3 separate regions of the Homo sapiens genome follow, and all the other regions are linked to region 3. A link is an interaction called in ENCODE POLR2A ChIA-PET data of the cell type or tissue named here. Cell type or tissue: Panc1. All regions are shown on one strand. Each heading gives the region's core, and the rest is flanking DNA. Links, peaks and the distances in the headings are about the cores only.

The links. Peaks named below come from ENCODE experiments on the same cell type or tissue, not always from the same donor. Only the 100,000 strongest peaks of a DNase experiment are listed, where the experiment ranks them.
Region 1: POLR2A ChIA-PET joins it to region 3 with 10 read pairs; 1 of 35 experiments calls an interaction of 5 or more read pairs at or near these places.
Region 2: POLR2A ChIA-PET joins it to region 3 with 14 read pairs; 1 of 35 experiments calls an interaction of 5 or more read pairs at or near these places.

What each region holds. Positions count from the first base shown.
Region 1 is chr7:81,289,981-81,298,191 of GRCh38, forward strand. No RefSeq gene overlaps it. Among named protein-coding and RNA genes, the nearest start is that of SEMA3C, 380 kb to the left of the region's middle. RefSeq lists an enhancer at 4,729-5,230. In Panc1, for the core only: no CTCF peak of the experiment used is centred there; no DNase peak of the experiment used is centred there; H3K27ac peaks cover 4,018 bases.
Region 2 is chr7:81,680,861-81,689,071 of GRCh38, forward strand. All of the region lies in intron 1 of LOC100128317 (a long non-coding RNA gene), which reads right to left. Among named protein-coding and RNA genes, the nearest start is that of HGF, 85 kb to the right of the region's middle. RefSeq lists an enhancer at 2,434-2,603 and a silencer at 4,315-4,364. In Panc1, for the core only: no CTCF peak of the experiment used is centred there; DNase peaks (open chromatin) are centred at 3,814 and 4,301.
Region 3 is chr7:81,466,007-81,474,217 of GRCh38, forward strand. No RefSeq gene overlaps it. Among named protein-coding and RNA genes, the nearest start is that of HGF, 300 kb to the right of the region's middle. In Panc1, for the core only: CTCF peaks have their summits at 4,205 and 4,406; a DNase peak (open chromatin) is centred at 4,202; H3K27ac peaks cover 4,892 bases.

The sequences.
Region 1 (8,211 bases), core at 1,083-6,082, 180 kb before region 3:
GTAAAGAACTACCTGAGACTGCGTAATTTATGAAGGAAACAGTTATAACTGACTCTTAGTTCTGCAGGCTGTAGAGGGTTCTGCTTCTGTGGAAGCCTCGGAAAACTTACAATCACGGCAGAAGGCGAAGAGGAATCAAGCACCTCTTCATGGTGAGGGCAGGAGGAAGAAAGGGAGCAAAAGGAGAAGTGCTACACACTTTCAAACAACCAAATCTCATGAGAATTCATTGACTATCATGAGAACAGCAAGGGAGAAATCCACCTCCATGATCCAGTGTCCTCCCACCAGGCCTTCTTCCAACAATGAAGATTGCAATTCAACATGAGATTCGGGTGGAGGAAACAGAGCCAAACCATATTAATATTAGGCAGAAAAAACACATCTTTGGAAGATCCAACCTTCAATTCAGGCCTCGACATTTTCATAAATGAAGGTCTATGTTTAAAAATAATGTTTTAAATGAATTGAAAATATCATTAAAATGTAATAGACCATATAAATGGAACTATATGTGTGTATATATGTATATACATTTGTGTATATATGTATATACATTTATGTATATATGTAAATATACTTGTGTATACACACTTGTGTATATATACATACACACTTGTGTATATATACAACTTTTAGAGTAAAAACTATAATTATTAATATTAAGAATTCAACATTTATTATTAGAAGCAGATTAGACAAAGTTTGGTTTTCTCTCAGGTCCTAAGAGCCATCTGCATCTTGTGACAGCCTCCGTTTTCAAAGCCAGCAACAGAGTCTCCCTCATGTTTGATCTCTTTTATGCTTCTTACTTATTTTTCAGGAAGAAACCATTTCTTTTTCAGAATTAAGTCAATTTCTCCAAAGTTAATTTCTCTTTCTAAAGTCAATGGTGTCATATAACCTAATCATAAGGGTGATTATCCCATGGGATTACACAGGAGGTGTATAATCTCTGGGGACGAGGATCTGGGAGCTGTCATAGAATTCTGCCTGCCATAGATAATATGAAAGAGGAATTAAGCTACATGGAGAATAAACAATTTTAATATCTAATCACTGGAAAGGTGAAATATTGAGGAGGCAATATTTAAATAGCTACTGGTTGATAATTTTCAAGGAATTAATGAGAAAATTCTAATATTGCGTTATAGGAAATCAAATAACACCCAAGCAGCATAATTATACAGACATACACAACCAACCACAGAAAAAAAACCATAATGTTTGTACCAAATATCAAGGAAAAGGTATCTTAAAATCTTAAGCCACCAAAGAAAAAATTTACTACCTAAAAGGAAATGAATGACAATTGTTGACTACTTAAAAACGACGGAAGGTAGAAGGAGTATGAAAATACCCCCAAGTAATGAGATAAAATATCCATTCTCTAGCATTAAATACACTGTAAAATTTACTTCTCAGAACAAGAAAAAACAATTTTAATTTCAGAAGAAAAATTTCAATTAAACTCTAAACAACAGAGAGGATTGCCACCAACAGACCCTGAATAACGGAAATACCAAAGCTATAATTAAGGGGGGGGGGGAAATGGATCCCATTAGGAGATATGAGGTACAAGGAACAATGCTAAACAATGAGCATGGAAATTGGTATACATAGGGATACATACTAATACACATTTTATGTATAAAACAGTTAAAATTCTATAATATAATGCAATAAATAACTAAAAATAGGATGTGATTTAGAATAGAATGAACACAGCTTAAAGTGTTTTAATGTTCTCATAGTGATGTGATTAAGGATGAAATTGTTGGTTATTTTTGAATATTGATGAACAGAGTATGTATGTTAAATTTTTTAGAATAACCAAGAAGAGGATAGAAATATAACAGGTACTACAAATACTAGAAAAGGAAACTGTACCACGAGAAAGCAACGTTTAGTCATAAAAAAGTAAAGAACAATTTAAAAAGGAATAAAAAGGGGGATGAATATTTTATAAATAAATATTTATAAATATAGTACTTTATGAATAAATCCAAATAAATATACAATGACATCAATTAACTGACTCCTATAGCAAATATTATAGGCTATAGTTAAATAGAACCAAAAAATAATACTATATGTTGCTTATAAGAAACATATCTAAAAGGTAAACTAAGTTTGACCATAATAATTAATCTGATTAACAGTGAGTTGGGATAAAATCTCTGTAATCTGTTTTATGCAGCATTTAACTAAAGCATCCACTAACATGACTCTAAGCAGCAGTATGAGACCAAACTTCAGTGTTGACCTCAATCATGTTCCCCAGAGACAATGTCTGACCCAATCAGCTGAACAAAGGCCATAAATGCTCAATGTCTATCTTAGAAAGCTAGATGGCTTTCTGCTTAATTTTCTGTACTGACCTTTCTACTTGGCCTAAGACGTTAATCCAGATATAGCAGGATGTGTTAATGATTGAACAAATACTACCTTGGTCCACAAAGAAGTCTAGCTAGTTCTGTCACCAAAAACAGCCTTGTCCAATGAGTTGAGACTGATTTGAATGTCTTTCATGTTGGAGTTGATACCATTAATCACATCAGCTAAAATCAGGGACAAATTTTATACCACATCTTCTAACTGGACAATGTCCATGATAGGGATCATCCCCACAGAGCATGTAGCAATACCAAGTCAACTATACCAATGGCAAGTTCCCACTGGTCACCAGAGGTAGCTTCAGTCACTTGAGTACTACATATCTATGGACAGTATTGCCTTGAAGACTTTTGGTCTTTAATGTCTGTTATGACCATCCTTAATATGCAAATCATTGTGTTTTCAGTAGGGAGGCAAATTAATGCCTGACTTTAACAGTCCTACCTTCAGCATACCTGACATACAATGGTGAAACAGCGCAGGGAAATGCAACAAATACTCCTACTGGCAATTGAAAGAATCAGAGCAAAACAGCAGATAGTGGTCCTTCAAACTTCTGAGATCTTCTTGGGCAGATACTTAAATAGCTTGCCATCCTGGGAATGGGATATGTCTCATGTTCAGCTCTGATTCTGCTCCTTGGGAGTAGCCATTTTTATCCTCATTCTCTTTTGGTGATTCTTTCTTTTCCATTATCATCTTTAGCTACCTGTGAAGTGATTATGCAGTTTCACATGCTCTTTGGAGACTGACGAGCTTTTTCAACTTGCTTCCTACTCTTAGAAGGTTGACAGCCCAAAGATTGGTTATTTTGATTCTTATATATTTTTAGTCACAGATTCTGATAGCTCAGCTGGTGGTTTTATTGGCATTACAGCTGTCTACAATTTTTAGTAGATGTATCTAATTCTTCTTAGCTCCATGTGCCATAACTGTAGCCATTATTCTTTTTATAATATAATTCTTTAATCTTCTGTATTTTGTCTCCTTCCTCAGATTCTCCATCGAAAGATGGAGATTGTATCCATCAGGCTTTGTATCTATCAGGATTGTATCTATCAGGCTTCAGAAACAATACAGTTAAGTTTTAGGAACCACTTCACCCCAAACCCCATCCCAAACATTTTGGCTAATTGAAATCACATATTAGGGGCCACCTTAATTGATTCAAAGTTTTAACAATGAGTATGGTCTTTTTGACCACTGAGGAAGTTGAGATGTTAAGTAATTTACCCAAATCACAAAGCTAATAAGTGACAGATCTGGACATTGAACCTGGACAATGCCTATAGATGCTACACAGTTAAACATTGTGCTTCACTGCTTTTTAATGATGATGGCTATCATTTACTTTCCATAAAGCAGGCCAGATGTGAGCTATGTGGACACCTTCACACTGGCTACAGCTGAGCACAATCTATCAAGGAAGTTACTCAGAAGCTTTTACTCAAGATCATTATATTGTCACAGAATCTTTTGGGTGTTGCTTTTCCAGCTGGAAACCTCTGTGGCTGGTGGCACTTTTGCCTAAGTTTAGCTGGTGCCCTCTGGGCTCATTCTGCCCACAAGGCATGGCAGGTGGCTCTTGGCTCATGCTACTGGCCCAGATCCCATACATACTAGGGGCAAGCCAGGCATGGAGTGGTGAGGGGTATGTGAATGAGCAAGCACAGGGTCCAGCCACTGGGTACAGTCAGGCACGCTGACTGCTGCAGTAAGATGGGCAGCTCCAGGCACTGGCACAGGCACAGGCTCTGTGCAAGCCTGTGGCTGGATCAGATGCACCACAAACAGCTTCCACTGTGGGCACCTGCATCTGGACAAGGGGAACATGGTGGCACCTGGAAGCTTGGAGATGAGAGAAACTACAGAGCCCTAAAGTGGGTGTCATAGCCACGGCTCTGGGAGCCCCTAAGTTTGGGCTTCCTAAAGGGCTTCAGCTCTTCTGTACTCCTTGTTGCCTGTAACGTGGCAGGTTGAGAGGTGTGTTTCAGCCCTGTTTGTCTTACAGCAATTTCAGTCTTGCCTTTCAGAAGGTCCTGAGTTCTTGTCCTGTGCCCAGAATGCATGAGGTATGTGGACAACTGGAGGGTGAGCAAAGTGGAGAGGAGCTTTACCGAGCAACAGAACAGCTCTCAGGAAACCCAAAGTGGGTAGCTTCTTCCACAGGCATGTCATCCTGATGAGTGTCCAGCTCTCAACAGAGAGGAGACCTGGAGTGGGTAGCTCCTCTCTGCAGGCAGGCAGTCCTGATGAGTGCAGCCCTAAGCAGAGAGAAGACCCAAAGAAGTTAATGCCTTTCCACAGGCAGGTCGTCCCAATGAGTCGAGGAGACCCACAGCTGGTAGTCCCAAGATCTCTGTGAGCCTGGCTAAGTCCGGGGTGTTTATGGGCTCAGAAACGATGGAGTGCATGCTGAACCATCCAGGCGCAGCCATGGGTGGGCCCAGAAAAAGCACCTAAGTTCTCACTCCGGGCTGCAGACTCCACCAGGAACTGGCAGCCCGGCCCCCAGGCTTCAAGCTGTTCCTGGATTGAAGGAGGGTTTTCAGCAGAGACCTGCCCCTTTCTGTCCAGGTACCTTTCTACCTCCTGCTGTCATTAACATGTCATCCTTGGTGCCCTGGCTGTCCATGCCATGGGGTGTCTAGAGGCCTGCGCTGAACTGCCCTCGGTAACCCCTTGACTCTCCCCTGTGCTCGTCGGTGCCCAAAGTCGGGAGGGGGCTGAGGCGACAGGGGGCTGGTGTGTCAGCGCTGCCATGAGTATGCACACATCTAGCAGAGGTGTGACAACACCCAGGCTCAGCCATAACTTTGCTGAGTGGGCACTGGGATTGGTGAGAGGCCAGGGTGTGGGAGCAGGCAGTTCTGAGTCTGCGGGGGCAGGGGAGACTTCTTGGACGCGGAGACCACAGTGATGCCTGGGTCTGGAGCTACTGCTGGGTTGCTGCAGCTGTGCAGAGGAGTGTGTGGTTCCTACCCCACTGACTCAGTAGGGAGCAGTCCCACCTGTTCCTGGTCTCCACCAGCTTTGTGGAGCACACAGCCCTGGCCATGCCTCCCCCGCTGCAGCCAGCATCTTGGCAGAGGCCACTCCAGATGGGCTGCCTCTGCCGTCAATATGTGAGTTACCTTAAATATGCTTCTGCTGGAATGTAACTGTAATTTTTCTTTTCAATTTCTTCAGCTCCAAGGAATATAAACCTATTTTTAAAATGTTAACCCTGAGCACTCTAGAGTTCTAAAAAATTTAATCCTGACAGGGAAATGATTTCCCTTCCCCAGATTTCCATAAAGATAAAAAAAAGTGCTGAATAGTTAAGAAAAAGCAGAGGTTGTATGCATATTTACAAGGTGGTGTGAAGATGCATTGGGATATTAAACCATATTTGAGGAGACCTCAACCCTCACATGTGAACTTTCCTGTATAAGCACTCAAAACTGTATTTCTGTTTTCCCACCTATACATAAATTAATCTAATATTACAGAAGAACTAATTAGGGAAAGTTATTAACAAAGCTTAAATACAGGTATAATATAATGTAAAAGCAGCTTATATCTTGATATTGATATTCTTTACTCTTCTTCCCTTGGGATCTACCATCCGCACCAGTTCCCAGGCTATTCCTGATGCTTTTCATCTAGTCCTCAAGCAAAAAAGCCACATATATTTCAATATTTGTTTTCCTTGGAAAAATGCACTTGTCTTATTTTCTAGCTTTGTTCTCTTCTAAGGTACAAATAATAAATATATGATTAATTTATCCATACTAATGGGTGGATGAATACAAATGGCTAAAATGGTTAAATTCCATTTTAACATGATTTAAAAATTTTTTCTAGGGTTTCTATCACCACAACCCAAGGTATTGTGATAAAAGTAGTAGTAATTACAAATAATCTTCAGGTTAATTGGATAAATAACTTCAGAAAATTAGTCTGAGTACTATCCAAATTATCTGATGCAGGGAGACATCAACTCCACATTTATGGTCATTATTAGGTTAATTAATAGCTCTCTTAAAGGATAATGATCCCCAGGAAGTGACTTAGTCTTTACAAGTTTTACTGTAGAAGATGCCATTCCCTGTAAAAGACTGATTGTTCTGAGATCTATTTGTTTTCTTTATTCCTTCCTGATATGGTTCAGCCGTGCCCCCACCCAAATCTCATCTTGAATTGTAACTCCCACAATTCCCAAGTGTTGTGGGAGGAACCTGGGGAAGGTAATTGAATCATGGGAGCAGGTCTTTCCTGTGCTGTTCTCATGATAGTGAATAAGTCTCACGAGATCTGATGGGTTTAAAAATGGGAGTTTCCCTGTACAAGCTCTCTTCTCTTGTCTGCTGCCATATGAGACTTGCCTTTCACCTTCCACCATGATTGTGAGGTCTTCCCAGCCATGTGGAACTGTAAGTCCATTAAACCTCCTTTTCTTCCCAGTCTTGGGTATGTCTTTATCAGCAGCATGAAGATGGACTAATACACTCCCTTACATGTGGAAATTGTTACAGTAAGACTGACCAGTGTTGACAATTCTGGTGAAAATTGACCTTTACTCAGTTGATTTATGACATCTCAGCAAGGCTTTGTCATCGTTAACAGCAAAATATTCAGATAGATCCTCTAAAATAGGGCCCATACGTGTTATTTTATTGAAATCCAATAACTGATTTTTCACATAATAATTTCATGCAGAGAAAGAGAAGAAAACAAGAAAAAATTATAGCTTCCTTTTCTTGAGTCTCAGTTTTATATGAAAAATATTTACTTTGGAAAATTTACTTTGAATATTCACTTACATAACCAATAGTAAGCCCCTGTTAGGTTCGAAAAACAAAATAAACAGTAAAAATCATTTCATAGTCAATATGTAAAGTGACTAACTGTCCTGGCTTTCCCAAGACTGTTATGGTTTTGAAACTGTAAGTCTCACATCTTGGAAGTCCCCATAGTCCAAAGCAAACATTCCATATAACTATTTGCACACCTACTTATAATAAAATATTATTGCAGTAAAAAATTAACTTCAAATAATCTGCTTTACAGCATTAAGTAGTTTTCAATTATCCAGAACTAGCAACTTGCTGGCTAATGTGGCTTCTGAAATGTTCTGCTTAATGTAACATCTATTGCTACATCACAAATTGCCCCAACACTTGCCATCTCAAAACAACACAGTTTCTAAGGGACAGGAATCTGGGCATGACTTAAGGTTGTTTGACTGAAGGTCTCAGTTCCTTCCTTGCAAATGGTTGAAGGTTGCGCTCAGTTCCTTGTCAAACGGGTCTCTCCAACATGGCAGTTTGCTTTATCAAAATTGGCAAGAGAGTGAGTTTATTAATAAGACAGAAGTCACAATCTTATGTAACATAATCATAAAAGGAATTTGCTATATTTTATTCATTAAAAATAACTCTCTGGGTTCAATTCTCACTCAAGGAAGGAAATACACAAAAGTATAAATAGCAGGAGGTGATAACCAAAGGAGGCCATCTTCAAGTCTGCCTGCCATGTCTGGCACTCAGAGACTTTAAGACAAATTAGTTGTTTAGATATAGATATAAATATAGGTATAGATAAATATAGAATATTACCAGCATGCTCCCTTTCAGTCATAATTTTGCTTCCAAAGGTTAATCAGACATTTCTGAATTCTCTTACTTTACACCTCTGTTTCAATTCTGTTACCTTCACCTCTTTTTGGTCTTCATATGAATGGAATCATAGAGTAAGTACTCTTTTGTTTCTAGCTTCTTTTATTCAACATTTTGTCTTTGAGATTCATATATACTGCTTATGATTTTGATT
Region 2 (8,211 bases), core at 1,445-6,444, 210 kb after region 3:
CAACTTCCAAATATAGGATACTGTTGAAATGAACTTACTTCTTTCACTTGAAAGATTATTTCTAACATAAGAAGAAGGTGCTTATAAAAAATAAATCAAAAGTAGCTCAAACAGCAGCAAAATCCAATAAAAGAGACATTTGAATGACTTTTCAGTATTGGATTTACCAGAGCTAGAAAATTATAAACAGAGAAGACATAGATGTCATGAAGTTACACAAGACTCTGATGCCTTAAAAAGAGGCCAGGGGACATTTCCCTAGGTCTTTTTCTTGTGCCCAGTGAAACAACATGCATTGGACCTAAGTTCATAGTAAACTCTGGCAATAACTGTTGGATTATTTAAATGGTCCTAGAGTGGAAAGAAATCTGTCCTGTATTCTCACCTTTTCATGACAATCCTAGAGTAAAACTGGCTACAGTAATAGAGAAGGTTTGGGACATAATTAGTATCATCCATCCATACAAAAATACTCATCCCTCAAAGATGCAGATTTAGATTATTAAAGCTGATCTATATTCTCGCGGTAGATTTGGTAATGTCTTATTCAGTGGTCAGGGTAGGAATCTAACCTCAAGTTAAGTATTCTGTGGTATTTATTTAGCTCTAATTTCTTGAGCACTGACTATTTGCTACCCAAGGAACTAGACTGGGTAGAATAGAAGTTACAAATACAAATTTTACTTTCTAAAAGTCTGTGCTAAAACCATAATTGCACTATATTATGATATGATATATAATATGGTAAAGGCATGTCTAAATTGATATAGCAGCTCATAGAAGGAAGTGACTGTTCTCTCTGAGGAAGTTTAGGAGGGCTTCCCAGAGGTGTCGACAATTTAGTTGTATGGAAAATACGAATATAAGTTTACCATGTATAGAAGGAAGATATAGTAGCATTTGAGAAAGCGATATGCAAAGTTGTGACATGTAATGTTCGGTGAATGAAAATTAGTTCTGCATGATTATAGATAGAGGGGTTGGAGACAAAGGAGTTTAAATGGCTTTGAAACACCGTTGAGTATTTCAGATGAGATCCTCTAGAGAACTGCAAGCCATTGGAGGTTTTTAACTAAATTATTAAATTTTTAGGAAGATGAATTGTGAAACAATATAAAACAAATATTATCTATTATAAACACTTAAATGAGTAACATTAAATGGTTTAATAGAAAAATAAAGGCTATGTTTTTATACAGACATGTTCAAATACTATCACATCCATTTATCACCTTTAGTTTTTAGCCTCTTGAAGTCAGTTTTCTCTTCCCTTTATGAAATGATCACAATATATCTAACTTGCATGACAGCTAGTTCACACAACATTGGGCACAAAGGAGGTGTTCAATAAATATTGTATTACCAATGGGTTTTATTCACACAATTTTTATAAAGATAAAAAACATACATTTAAAAGTCCTAGTATAAATCCTGGCACATATTAAGCATGATGTTTCATTTCCCTTTCTTTTTAAATTTTTGACTGAAATAATTGGATTTTGATACTTATTTTTATAAGAAAAGGCAAAGAAAAATTACTCAGTTTGAAAATGCCATAAGGAAATCTAGGGGATTAAGCAGTGTGATTGAAAGAAAAAGACAATAATATAGTTATGTGATATCCATTCACATAAAAAGCAATAGCTTTCCAGTGGAATGCTGATCTATATAAATATATACACCTAAAGTATAGAATAATTTCAGTTATAGAGGATGGAAATGGTCTGTGAATGTGATCATGGAAAAACATATATGGTAGAGTGTTGAGAGTATTAAAAAAATTACAGAACAATATCTGTAGGCTGATTACATTTTTGAAAAGAAAGCATCAATTATATACATAGAATAGCATTTAAATGATATATGCCAAACTGTTAATATCATCTCTGTGATGATGTGCTGTTTTCAGTTTTACCGTGTACTGTTCTGCATTTCTTACATTTTTTTATATTCATAGGCATGTATTACATTTACACTGTAAATACAAAATGGTAACACACACACACATATACACCTCTCATCAAGCTCTTTATTTTTTGCTAAGCTAATACACAAAAGATAGCACTAAAGAACAAAACACCAGCTCCTTTTACCAAGGACCTAGCACACAAAAATGCAAAGGGAAAGTGGTAGCTTTGCCTTAATGAAGATAAAGCTGACAGTGAGAAAGTCCAGGGGAGGGTAATTGAAGAGATGTGCAGACATATGCCTCCACTCACTCATGGTTACTGACTACCAACGCTGCTGCTGTGTGTGGATGGCAGAGGCAATCTCTGAGGCTTGAAATTAAGTAAATAAAGATAAATTTCCCCTTTTATTACACATAGAATTAGAAGCAAAAAGGATGAGGGACCGTGGTGATAAATAGTGTAAAGCTAAACCTTAGCATATGGCACCTACAGCCACACAGGATATGTTTTTAAGAGACTCCAACCACAGTTAGAAACAAAAGTCTGAATCATTTTTAAATGACAAATTGAAGGTATAAGATTATGAAATTGATTAATATGGAGTCACAAAGAGACTCGTTCTAAATTGCACAAGAAAATTTGGCAATGTTAAGGGGAAAAAAATGCTATTTTTCATGTCCATGAAAACTCAGATTTTCTCTTTTAAACACTTTATGAGCATTTTGTATTTGTATATGTTATCTGCTTAATTTCAAGGCTGAGAGAGAACATTTGGAAAAACACAAACTAAAATTACCTGCTAATCCAATACATCATGTTGAGTTTCTTTTCTCCCTCAATTAAATCTTGTTTTTCCAAGATCAACCACAAAACCCTACCTGCCAAATCCTGCAGGCCCTATTTTGTTCTGTATTAAGTGTGTGTGCATATACCATAGGGTGATGAAATTTTGTTAAATGTGGCAAGAATAATTTAAAATCACTCTTTTCTCCACCTTATGGCTACAGATGCCACATTTTTTGTTCCTTGCTATCCAGAAATACTAATTTTCAATTTTTACTATGTTTTATATTTACACACAGACATATACACACATCACACATATACATCATCACAAGCATTTTCACAAGTAACCCTTAGCAATGTGACATATTTTAATAGCAGCAAAATATATCTGAGTTTATACTATATATTAAGCCATCCTAAAGTCAGATATTTAGGTTGTTTCAGGGTTTGAGTATTATAGAAATGCAATGATAAACATATTAGCACACTTTTTTCTCCGTATATATAATTCTATCCTTAGGCTAGATGAGTTAGCCTCCTCAGCCTTGCTCTCAAGAATCAATAATAGTACTTACGACAATAAATAAGTCTCTGATGCCACTCATCATAAACCAAACCACAGTCATCTGTGAGTGACAGGTTAACTCTAAATCAACACCTCTTCATTTGGAGTTTCCTCCTGTCTGAATTTTAATTTTGACCTCATACATGAAACCACTATTTGTTTTCACATTCCATAGAATCTGAATGCGTATTGTGTGCTGTTACTGATTGATCGTCATGTAGCAGTCTTAGTGTGCCTTCATTTCAATCTTCTGAAGTGTAATTATTTCAGTCAAGGTAGTCTAGGTTATGCCACAGTGATAAACAACACGAATATCCTAGTGTTTTTCAAGACAAAGGCTTATTTCTTTCACACCATTTTCCATTGCAGGTGGAGACGACATGAAAAAAAAAAAGCCATCTTCAGAGCTAAACACATGAAAATTGTAGCTCTTCTTACAAGCCAGAGCAGGAGAAAGTACCCCTATTATCCTATATCAAAAAACCAAAATATAAGAAGTCAGAAAACAAACTGCTAATGATGCTTCAATGACACTTAAAATTCTCATATGTTAAGAGCTTAAATTCAGGAAAATTCTCACATATTGCTGATCACAGCATAAATTCATGCACCCCCATTTTGAAGGCAATCTGGTTATATGTTAAAGAGCTTCAGAAATAATTATCTCCCTTGCTTTAACCCAGTCATTCTTTTTCTGGAGCTTTCAATAAATAAAGCCAGACCTATCTGTCTGGCTGATCTGTTTCAATGACATAGCTGAATTTTTTTTTCTTGCAAAGTTGGGAAAAAGTATTTTAAATTGTATGATTTAAATGCTGTCATATGGAGTATATGAAATTCATTTGGGGGCCCAGAGGACCCTCCAATTAACAGACAGTTACTTGTGATAGGTTGTGTTATGATTCACACATGTTCCTTGCTCTTCTCTCAGGGATAATTACATTCTGGCTCACTGACTCAGGACTGGCCCTGTGACTCACTCTCATCAATGAACTCTACACAGAAGTGACGTGTGTTGCCTCTGGGGAGCAGCTGTAAGTCCCTTCTGCAATGCTGACTGGCAGTGGTCCAGAGTGAGGCTGTTCCCTCAATCTGAGTAAGCAGAGCTTACTACTAAACTCCTAACCGTAGCCTACAAAGCTCTCCATTTATTATCTGGACCCTGTCTATCTCCAAACCTACTTCTAAGCCTCCTCTTCCACCACTCTCCAAATTCATCCAAACATGCAGACCTCCTTGTTGCCCTAGAGTTCTCCAAGCATGCACCACTTCATGTCCCTTATGCTTGCCCTTCCTCCCCATGGAGTATGGTGTTTTGTTTTTTTCCTTCTTGTGTTTTCTGTCTCTGCTCAGATATGATCTCATGAAGAGAAAGGTCTTCCTTGATCATAGATCTTATACCTCAGACTCTTCCTTGGATTGCTTTATCTCCCTACTTTTTTTTATTTTTTAAAACTGTTGTTTTTATTATTTTCAAGTTGTTTATTTATTGCCTAAGTCACCCACTACTGTGTTCTCAATGCTTAGGCAAGTACCTGACACATAACATCTGTTTAATAAATATGTCAAGTTAAATTAACAAATGTAGTTTAGAGCAGGGCCGAATTTCACATTCTTGAATAAACGGTTTGTTCTATTGCTACAAGGAATTTTCATAAATAGCAACAAGCGAAATAATTTAACTCCTTGAAATATATACTTAAAAATAAAGGAGACAGAACACAGATACAATAACATTACCATACCTTTCAAAATAGATATGTTAGATATTTCATCCTAAGATTATGAAACAATGAAAATAAAACATATCATGGTGGAGCAAGATGGAAAAATCTTGGTGAAGAGTATAAATTGGATGCACATCACTTAATAATGATCACCATGCCTAGTTCCTAACTTTTAATTAGCTTGTTGGTAAAATGAAGATATAGAAATATATTAGTCTGTTCTCACACTGCTATGAAGAACTGCCCAAGACTGGATAATTTATAAAACAAAGAGGTTTAATTGACTCACAGTTCTGCATGGCTGGGAGGCCTCAGGAAACTTACAATCATGGCAGAAGAGAAAGCAAACACATCCTTCTTCACATGATTTCAGGAAAGAGAAGAATGAGAGCCAAGCAAAGGGGGAAGGAAGCCCCCTATAAAACTGTAAGATCTTGTGAGAACTTACTATCACCAGTCTAGCATGGGGGAAACTGCCCCCATGATTCAATTATCTCCACCTGGTCCCACCCTTGACATGTGGGGATTATTACAATTCAAGATGAGATTTAGATGGGGACACAGATCCAAACCATATCGACAGATTATTGTGAGATTAAAAATCTATATTCATGGCCAGGCGCGGTGGCTCACACCAGTAATCCCAGCACTTTGGGAGGCCGAAGCAGGCAGATCACCTAAAGTCAGGAGTTCAAGAGCAGCCTGGCTAACATGGTGAAACCTCGTCTCTACTAAGCATACAAAAATCAGCAAGGCATAGTGGCGGGCACCTGTAATCCCAGCTACTCGGGAGGCTGAGGCAGGAGAATTCCTCGAACTTGGGAGGCGGAGGTTGCAGTGAGCCGAGATTGTGCCACTGCACTCCAGCCTGGATGACAATGTGAGACTCCATCTCAAAAAAAAAAAAAAAAAATCTATATTCACTTTTTTTTTATATAGTGTCTGCACATAGAACGTATTCAATAAGTATTGGTTCATTTCTTTACCTTGGCTTATTTATATTATCATTAATTTTAATATATTTTAAATTTTGAACATATAACACATCAATACTTAAAAGTAGATTACCTAATCATAAATATTTTCCAAATAGAAAGTCTATCTAATGATGAAAAAGCATTACGTTATACACTTTAACTTAAAAATTTAACCATTGTAAACTAAAATTCTCTTTCCTCATGAATATATGAAATTCATATAAATTTCTGTAGATTATTAGGCTTTAGTGAGATTTAAAAAATGTATAGCTTACTTTATTATAGGAACATAAGTATGTTTAATTTAAGTTGAAATGGTTGCTAGAAAATGTATTAAAAAATCACTCTACTTTTTTTCCCATATAAAACCCAACTCTCATAATTATCTAGCATATCATCAAATCACATGAGTGTTGCTTGAAATAGTCATGACCAGATGTTAAGTACAGTTTTGTCTTCATAATTTTAACAAGATATGGTTTAGTTTTTTTCTTGTCTTTTAAAGCTCACTGATTACACAATACATTCTCTCTCCACAAAGTATATAAAGTTTGTTCCAACAAAAGTATACAAAATAAAAAAGTAATATATATTTAAAATGAAATTTTAGGACTGCTATCTGCTGAAAACAGTAGAAAATGAAGGTAAGAGGAGAAATTTGGAGATAAAAATTTTTTTCAGTAAATATTCTTATACTCACTCTGAATCACTAGAAATGATATCTCTAATTGTCCCTTTATGTAGCCTGATCCTGTAATTCAAATAAAGTTCTATTGTCATTAAGTGGGTTAAATAATTGTATCAATACTCCATCTAAGGAAGTATACTACTACTTTACCTTTCCACCCTCACCATTTATGTTCTGCTACACAAGGAAAAGAAAACTATATGTCACATTTTCCTCCTTAAAATTATGAAGAATTCTGAATCTTTGGAAAGAATGGAAAAGAAAGTTTAAAGTTTTTCTTTACAAAAGTAAATATCCTTTAGCACAGAGTTAGCTGGTACTCCCCCAAATCCATTCTCTACTAATGTTAGTAATAGAATTCCAAATATTTAGCTGGGCACGTGAAGCCTAAGTCACCCTTTCAGCTAGGTTTGGCCATGTAACTAAGTTCATGGCCACGGGAACATAAGCAGGAGAGCCATGCCTGGGCTCTTGGGATATGTTCTTAAGGAAAGGCTGCACTTCCTTCTTTTCTCTCTCTGGTTGCTTGGAACACAGACTTGATAATGGGTCCTTAAGCACCCATTTTGTACATGAAATGGAGCTGAGTATTGGGAATAATTCAGCTGAGTATTGGGAATAATTCAGTAACAGACAGAATCTGAGTCCCCAGTGATTCCTGAAACTACCGTGTCAACTTGGGACTTCTACCTCTAGTTTGATTTTATATGAAGGAAAAATAAAATTATTATCTTGTATTTTTGTCAATTTAGCAAAACCTAATTCTAACTGATAAAACCACATTCATGAGACTTTCTTTCATATTAATAGCATACTTAATATATATTGCAAACAACAACTCATAAAGGCATAGATAGAATCCCTTAATATCACACAAATGATGTTAAATATTTAAGTGGAGGGAAATTACAGTGATTCAAACTACTGCTGATTAACTAAAAATCTAAAATTAAGATCAAACAAATCCAAGGTCATAACTATTTTAAGAGCTACTTATGTGTACCTTATTCTAAATTTTATTTCATGGGAGAGAAAGCAAAAATATCAATTCATGGTTCAGTGTGTGCACACTAGCAACACTTGATGTAGAAGCTGAAGCTCCCAGCAAGAGAGAACAGCTTGAGAACAATGTCTAAGTGGTTTTATGTGCAACAATGTCAAGCTGTAAGTGGGCTAAGCTCAGTTACAGAGCTGAAATCCTATTGCTTCAGGGAAAGTAGGTTCTCTAAGGTTATCCACTTAAAAACAGATGAAACAGATCTAGAGCAGTGTTTCATGCCCAGACAATAGGGCTGGTAGGAACTAAACTAGAAAGGCAGGACCCAGCCAGCCACTTGGTTGGGATAACGGCCAAGAGGAAGATAAAACTGAAGTCAAACTCAAAACCTAAGTAGGATTTAGCAAAGAATAGAGACAATAGGTAGAACTACATAAGAAAGAACACCATGACAAAACATTGACAAATCACCAAAACAGAACACCATGACAAACACCATTGAGGCCAATAAAACAAAGGGACAAATAAAAACAAACAGCAAAACAAAACATATGAGTATTC
Region 3 (8,211 bases), core at 1,683-6,682:
TGTATAGCAGCATGATTTATAGTCCTTTGGGTATATACCCAGTAATGGGATGGCTGAGTCAAATGGCATTTCTAGTTCTAGATCCCTGAGGAATCACCACACCGACTTCCACAATGGTTGAACTAGTTTACAGTCCCACCAACAGTGTAAAAGTGTTCCTATTTCTCCACATCCTCTCCAGCACCTGTTGTTTCCTGACTTTTTAATGATTGCCATTCTAACTGGTGTGAGATGACATCTCATTGTGGTTTTGATTTGCATTTCTCTGATGGCCAGTGATGGTGAACATTTTTTCATGTGTTTTTTGGCCGCATAAATGTCTTCTTTTGAGAAGTGTCTGTTCATATCCTTCACCCACTTTTTGATGGGATTGTTTGTTTTGTTCTTGTAAATTTGTTTTGAGTTCATTGTAGATTCTGGATATTAGCCCTTTGTCAGATGAGTAGATTGTGAAAATTTTCTCCCATTTTGTGGGTTGCCTATTCACTCTGATGGTAGTTTCTTTTGCTGTGCAGAAGCTCTTTAGTTTAATTAGATATCATTAGTCACAACTATATTAGCCACAACTAATGAACCAATATTAATACATTGTCATAAATAGAAGTCTACACTTCATTCAGATTTCCTTCCTTTCTATCTAATATCCATTTTCAGTCCCAGAATTCCATCCAGCATTCAATATTAAATTTAGTTGTCATGTTCTTGGAAGCATATTTCAACTCTTATTTTTCAACTTTTTCAATATCTATTAAAACAAAATTTTTGATCTTTCAGAATAACATTCTAAAATATTTTTACAATTATTTTAACATTTGAATGGTACTTTAAAATAATTTTATATACCTTTAAAGTTAATTTAAAAAAATCTCACTAAAATTTATAAAAACAATTATATGATGATACATAATTAAATATGGTATGGATCACATCATGTTATTGGAATATTTGGAAAGCATAAGGTAACAAAAGAAATCTCTGTAAACTCCCACTGCCAAGACGTAATAATTTGAAAATTTTCATTATAGTTCTTGTTTTGCTTTTATCTAGGTATCTATTTTTTTAAAAAAATACAAATCACATTGCGTTTAGTTTTCTTTTTCCTACTTAAAATGTAGACTATTTGCAAAAAGCACTTTCTTTGTTACAAAAATATTCTACTCCTATATAAGCCTTTATCTTAAAACTCATTTCCCTACTGGTAATTTAAGTCTGTTTCAAATTTTTCTCTTTATATGTAATTTCTAACTGAATTTTTTGACAATAAATATGTATCTCATTTTCAGACTTCTTTGGGAGCTTTGCGTTTATTTATCATTTGCCACTTTTCAAACAGAATTTGCAAGTGCACCAAAAATGCATATAATACATTTAGTACTTATTCTATGATAAAGTGTTAAGGTAGATTACTTGAAATAAATTACTCCATTAAGTAACATAATCATTGTAAACCTTTTGATAACCATTTGCAAGTTCCAGAAAAGTTTTACTGAAAAGTACTGTGTGAAAGTGTTTTCTCAGAAACCTCACCAACGCTGGATGTTTTCCTTAAGAAAAGTTAGTTTGTTAAATAAAAATATTACCTTTTGTATACTTGAAATAGAAATTGAAATATTGAAATATTTTTAAATATTTCTAGTCATTAGAAGCCCTTTTATAAACTACTAATTTATATCCTTTATCCACTTATCTATTATAATGCTGGGGGCTTATCATACCAATCTGAATTAGTTCCAAATAAATTAAAGTTATTAAAATCTTTAATATATTTTGTGTTCATATTAAAATAAATTCAGTTGTTCAGACACATTGAAAACATTAAATGTTTATGTACTCAAAATATTAGTTTTTATCTGTAAAATCTCCTGTGGCTTTTAAGGTTAAAATGTATTTAGTTTTCATTTACAAATAAATATGATGTTTCATTTATTTTATTTTATCTGTAGTAAATGTTAATCTTCCATGGGCCCTGAGCTCCCTCTACTTCTTGCCAGTTATGCCAAAAATATAAGGCTTTGACCATTCCTTACCATTTTCTGGGTTGAATTTGCAGCCAGCAATCTTGAATGGTGAGGTAACCTATCCACTCGAAAAGTAGGATTGCCTACTACTTACAATAAAAGCAGTAAATTCCCAAGCTCAGATTCCCAGCTGCAATAAAAAAACACATTGAATGCACAGTATCTCCCTGGACCCTTCCACCCCGCCCCACTGGGACTGAAGGCGGGGGTGGGAGGGAAAAGGAGAACAAACGCAAGTAAGATGATTTTGCTACTTGCTGCATTATGCCTAAATAAAGTCTTTTGTCTCTGATACTGGAATTGTGTGTCTTCTGCAAGCATCCACAACACAGTAACAAGCTAACTTAGTTGGTAAGCAGAATAAAACCCCAGACTCTGGCCATTTTGACAAGCATGAAATGTTGGCACAGACAGAATTTTCTGGGAGGGGAAAGACAAGAGCTGACCTGGACTGGGTTTGAAGCTATAAGACTCCCTAGAATCAGTTAATAAATACTTTTGCCTAGGAGGTGGGTGAGGAATACTAGTAAAGCCCCCTGCTCTTATATCTGTGAATGAATCTGAGCAGCAAGAAATGGGATTGAAATGTCACTTAAATGGCTCATGCTTTTCCAGGTAGGAGGAAGAAGGATGTTTTCATGACAACAGGGAAGTAGGTGGACATATAGCTAAAGGAAATGGTTTCAGCAAGTTGGACTTAGAACTTTAATTGCACAGAAAATATTAAAAGACTGTTGAGCCTGGGAGACCAAGGGTACAGTTCCTTAAAACTGTTAAGTAAATGCTAAGTCTAGTCAAGTCTGGAGCAAAGCTGCTTTCCCCTTCCATGCACTCTTACATGTCCCTCTCTCTCCTTTGTACTGACCTCTCTTGCTTCAGGAAAAAAGGCTGAGTATGCTAAGGAACATTGGGAAGAAGAAGCACTCACAATTTTATAGCTATGTTGAATACAGGCACACAAGTCACTATTCTAGTTGAGTTCCTCGAGAGGGTATGCTAAACATAGAGGTGGCCATAGGGCCAAGAATTTTGGGGAGGAACCATAAAGGGAGGAAGGTGGAGTGGCAGAAAAGGGTCCCCAGACTCAAGTCTGGAGATGCACTTGAGAGGAGAAAATGCTTAACCTGAAGCTGCAGACTGTAGGGAAGAAAACATCATTTCTCTTCTCTCCCTTTTTAGATTCTTAGTTGAGACACTCTCCTGAAAACTAACATCAAATTAATAAATGAAAAACAAGCAGAAGCTTATTAACAAATGCTGTACCCATCATTTGGAGAAGCCTCAGTTCAAAAGTATTTCTCTCAGAAAGCACTGGCTTGGGCCTTGATTAAATAGCATTTCAACAAAGAGGCATAAATCCTATAGAGTGACAAGACAAAAAAAAAAAAAAAGAGCAGTTGTAGTCTTTTAAAAAGTGAAAAAATGTGGGAAGACAGTAAATCTGTTTCCAGATTTTTCTGGTGCCTGCTGGTGCCTTCTCTGGCCTGATAAGTGCTGTCTACAGTAAGGAAGGATTGATGTCTGGCCATCAGGCAAACAGAGGTTGAGGCAGAGTGCTTTCTTGCGTCCTTGATGTTTTTAACTTAACAATCCTCAATATTTCAGGGAAAAATACTTGTATTTCCTTCAGGACAGAGAAAGAAAAATAATTTCCTCTATGACCTCTTCCCACATCTTAGTCCCTCGTGGCCTTACTTCCCTGATTCCTGTACTTTTGTGTTACAGAATAGTATAATCTCCCAGTGGCTGTGGCTAGAGCCCCTGACCAGTATAGTTAAACACTTTGGTCTATGTGCTTGAGAAGGAAAAATGTACTTGGACTCAACTAATAGATTTGGGCAAATTGCAGTGGAAAAGGAAAATTAAAGCGACCTCAGGGAGGGGAGGGGGCAGCCTTTGGGGCTATTCAATGTACTGTTGTAGTTTCCACTATTGGATGTATAATTGGAATTAATGTGCTATGTGCTTGTACTGTAAGTGCTCATAAAGTCTAGAGTTAATTTTTCTGTGCAGGTACTGCGCAATGTAGAGTGGTGATTCCTGTCTCCCCCTATGTGGTCCAGCAAAAACAGAATAGAATCCAGGAGGAAGGAGGAAAGAAGAAAATCACAGCTTTCGTGATCATTTAGCTGACAGTTGCTGTGGGAACACTAGGAGTGGCAACTTCCCAGTACAAGGGCGCCACCTGCCTGAAGCAAGTAAATTCCTTCTAAACGGAAGAGAGTTTTTGTCCTGCTGAAACTGAGCAGCTGCAAGCTGGAAGTTTTGAGTCCTCCCATATTAGGGTGGATCAATCAGACTCCATGACTGACAAGAGACCAGCAAGCCTTGCTGATCAAATGAAATGGTATAGTTGGCTTGGCCCTGGTGGCATCTCGGTTTTACATGAAGTGGTTGCACCTACCCTTTTAGGGGAAATTTTATTTCTCATTCTGCTGTCTGAATCAAAGCTGCAAGCTCAATGGAGGCCTTGATTTACAGAGTTTCCTCTAAAGGCTTGGACCTGATTCCCTGATGATTCAGCTGAGTTAATAGCTGATAGTGTCCACTGGGTGGCATCCCCAGTCTTTCCCCGATAATAACTCTGGAAGACCAACTGCAGTAAGTTTCAGAACGAGGGGCTGAATTGAAAGCCATCATCACATCACCGTTGCCTTAGATAATACTTTTAAAGACTATATAATACTTTTAAATAATAATTTTAAAGACAAAATGTTCGATTTTGACTCTCTCTTAGACAATTGCCAATAGCATACCCAACTGCACTGCCACTTGGAAAACTGGCGAACTGTGGCAATAAGCCACAGCTGCCTATCAGATGTTTGAGTTGCTTAAATACCCATGCTAATAACCTGTTCTCTGATAAGACTGGCTGAAATCCAGCTCCGAATAAAACCTGCACTGCCTAGATGACCATGACTGCCAACTAGCTGCAGCATTAAACCGCACATGACAATTCATCCAACATTAGAGACTGCGCACAAAAATAGACTTTATGTTTTGATAAGTTACTGTTGCTTATCAGACTTTTGACTCCTGCTGAAAGATAGCCATTTGTCCAGTGGTAAAGAAGGCCACAGGATGTAGAGCCTATAGTGACCCCACCTGCTCCTGACAGATTGACTACATTGGACTTTTGACCTCCTCTCAGGGTTATCAATGATGCCACACTCATTGCTGTTGACATGTTATCAAGTTACATTATTGCTCTTCTCGTCCAATTGGCCAATTCCAGCCACACTACTATGGCCCTTGAAACTAATCTGTGTCACCTTTTCAGGTTTCCAGGCCATTTGCAGTCAGAAAATACAGTGTCTTTTATCACAAAAGCCAGTTAACAATGGACCAGTAGTCAAGAAATGTCATAGATATTCCACATTCCCTACCTTCCATAGACATCTGGTATTACCAAATGGGGAAACAGCCTCCTCAAAATTCAGCTCAAAAATTTCTGACTCTATCTCCCTCTTCCCCTACAAGTCCCTATACTTAATAAGGCAGTTTGGGCATGAAATAGTCATCTTTTTGAATGGATCATCTCCTCTTAGCCATTTCCTGAGTAATGATCAGGACAAATGGAGTGAATGGTTATATAGACCTATATTAAAGATTCAGGTTCTGCACTGACAGTACTTGGGTTTGATGCCTTCTTCATTCCCTTGACAACCACCCCTTAGGGTTGGTAAATCTCTGGGTGGAAGCTGAGACAAAAAGGGGTTTGAGCACTCAAACTTAATTCTAATTGAGCTATTTTGATTATTGGAACAAAATAAATATCATGACCACTTTTGTGAGCTACCTCGTCTTCCTGCATTGAGTCTCCCTTAGTGACCCATGCAGGCCAAGTTGGGAGATATAATAGATATAATGCCCTTGTCCTACATGTGCCTGACCCTTCTAGATAAAGATCTGGGTGAGAATCGGGGATGACTGGAGAAAAGTTGAATGTATAGCCATTGAAATGGAACATGTGGATTTTTTAGTAGTGGAGGAAGAAAAACCCTGGCACATAGGGAACACCTCAGCTCCAGGAGACTCAGGAAAGAGCAGAACAATTAATGGTCCCTTTTCCCCATAGGTCTAGCACCACAGTGTGGTTAATCAAGAGGCAACTACACTTGACAATCTGAGTCAGTGCTGTGTTTGTCCAGAGCATCCAAGTGCTATGAAAACAGAAAAACTCATATGTATATGGTTTGTCCTCTACCACTCTGCTGTTCTTGATGCCCTAATAGCAGCTCTGGAACATGGAGCCTCATTATGTATAAACAAACCTATGGATCTGCACAAACTTGTCTTAATTTTCCGAATGCTACAAATCCATATGTTTCTCCTGAGGCCCAATCAGCCTTGGATAACACCATGTATGATCATCATGACTGAAGATCTTCGGTGATTCTGCCTATTTACTTACCCAAATCAATGTTATGTGATCCAAGTCAAGTTTAACAGCAAATCCTGAACTGGAATAACCAGTGCCCCTTCATGTAATGTTTGTATACTGGGGAGATTGGCAGTGGAATGTCTCTGGGGGGTGGCTTTTTGGCCCATCTATTGCTTGCTGTAATTATTGACAATGACAGCAAAGATCAACAAGTCAGTCTTAAGTCCCTTGCAGGGCTCTCCATGTGCTGAAATTTATATCATATTCTGTATCCCTTCATCTAAGGCTTTACAGTATGAGCCTTATTGTTTCCAGGTGTAACACTTGTATCTTAAAAACAAAAAACAAAAAACAAAAAATGATACAATTTCAAATCTACTGTTTTCAGAAATCTAATTTGAAAATAATAGTTGAACACTTAATCTTTTGTTCTACCACAGTATTCCCTGTCCTGAGAAATTAAGTAAACGTTTCAAGAAGTAAAGTACATCACATCACTGATTCATTGATGGAGCACTGCAGGGCAAAATGATTTACTGAGATTTTTTAAAAGGGGTGAGTTTTCTCTCTTCTGTCAGTATTGATTAGATTTTCAGAGGGAACCTCTCCTTCAGAACAACTAAGACAGGTTTTTGAGCGACTTCTATCTTCAAGCAACCCATTAAAAGGATTAAGGGAGATAAGAGTAGGGATCTGGGGACTGGGTAATAGGATAACACTCAGGGTATATGTGCCCAGAAGCACAACTATCCAGGCACTGGGGTCCTGGACCCTGCACCAGCAGTAAAAATGGAAGCTTAGTATACAACATGTGCAGCATAAAAAATCAAATTCAGTAGATAAAATTCCTTTGGGAAAACTGATTAACAATATGATGACAAAGTTGCTTCTTTACCTCTTACCTTTGAGAAAGTTATTCCAAGATTGTTCAAAATCAAATGAGAGATAAATGATAAGTAAAATAAATAAAAGAGGAAGTACTTTTTAAACATGTCAGAAACCACGAACCAGGCCAGGCACGGTGGCTCACATCTGTAGTCCCAGCACTTTGGAAGGCCGAGGTGGGCAGATTGCTGAGGCCAGGATTTCAAGAACAGCCTGGCAAACATGTTGAAACCCTGTCTCTACTAAAAAAAAAAAAAAAAAAAAAAATACAAAAATTAGCCGGGAATGGTGATGTGTGCCTGTAATCCCAGTTACCTGGGAGGCTGAGGCACGGGAATCGCTTGAACCCAGAAGGCGGAGGTTGCAGTGAGCCAAGACTGTGCCACTGCACTCCAGCCCAGGTAACAGAGTGAGACTCTGTCTCAAAAAAAAAAAAAAAATGCACAGATGTGCAAAGACTGTTAAAGATTATTGCCAGAATCGAGTTAATTCGACATGGGTATCTAGAATATAAGGTGAAGTACTGAAGATCAATATAAAAATTTTAAAACCTAATTGGAAAAATATGGATGAAAATATAAATCCATTTTTCATGGAAGAGAAAATAAGGATTGCCAAGAAGTATGTTTAGGGTGCTCAACTTCACCGGTAATGAGAAAAATGAAAGTAAAGAAACAATGAAAAATCACTCGATACACATTATGTAGGCAATGAATACAATACTGGTTAAGCCAATGTTTATGAGGATGAAGTGTAAACTTGGGAACATTCTAGAGTGCAGTCTTGAATTAAAGTTGTGTATATCCCATGGTCCTGTAATATCTCTTCTAAAAAAGGTTTCACCAGAGAAATTCTTGGATAGATGCATTAAAAGGCATGTATAGACACTTTATTCAGTATGGTGTGTGTTTAATTGCAGGATCT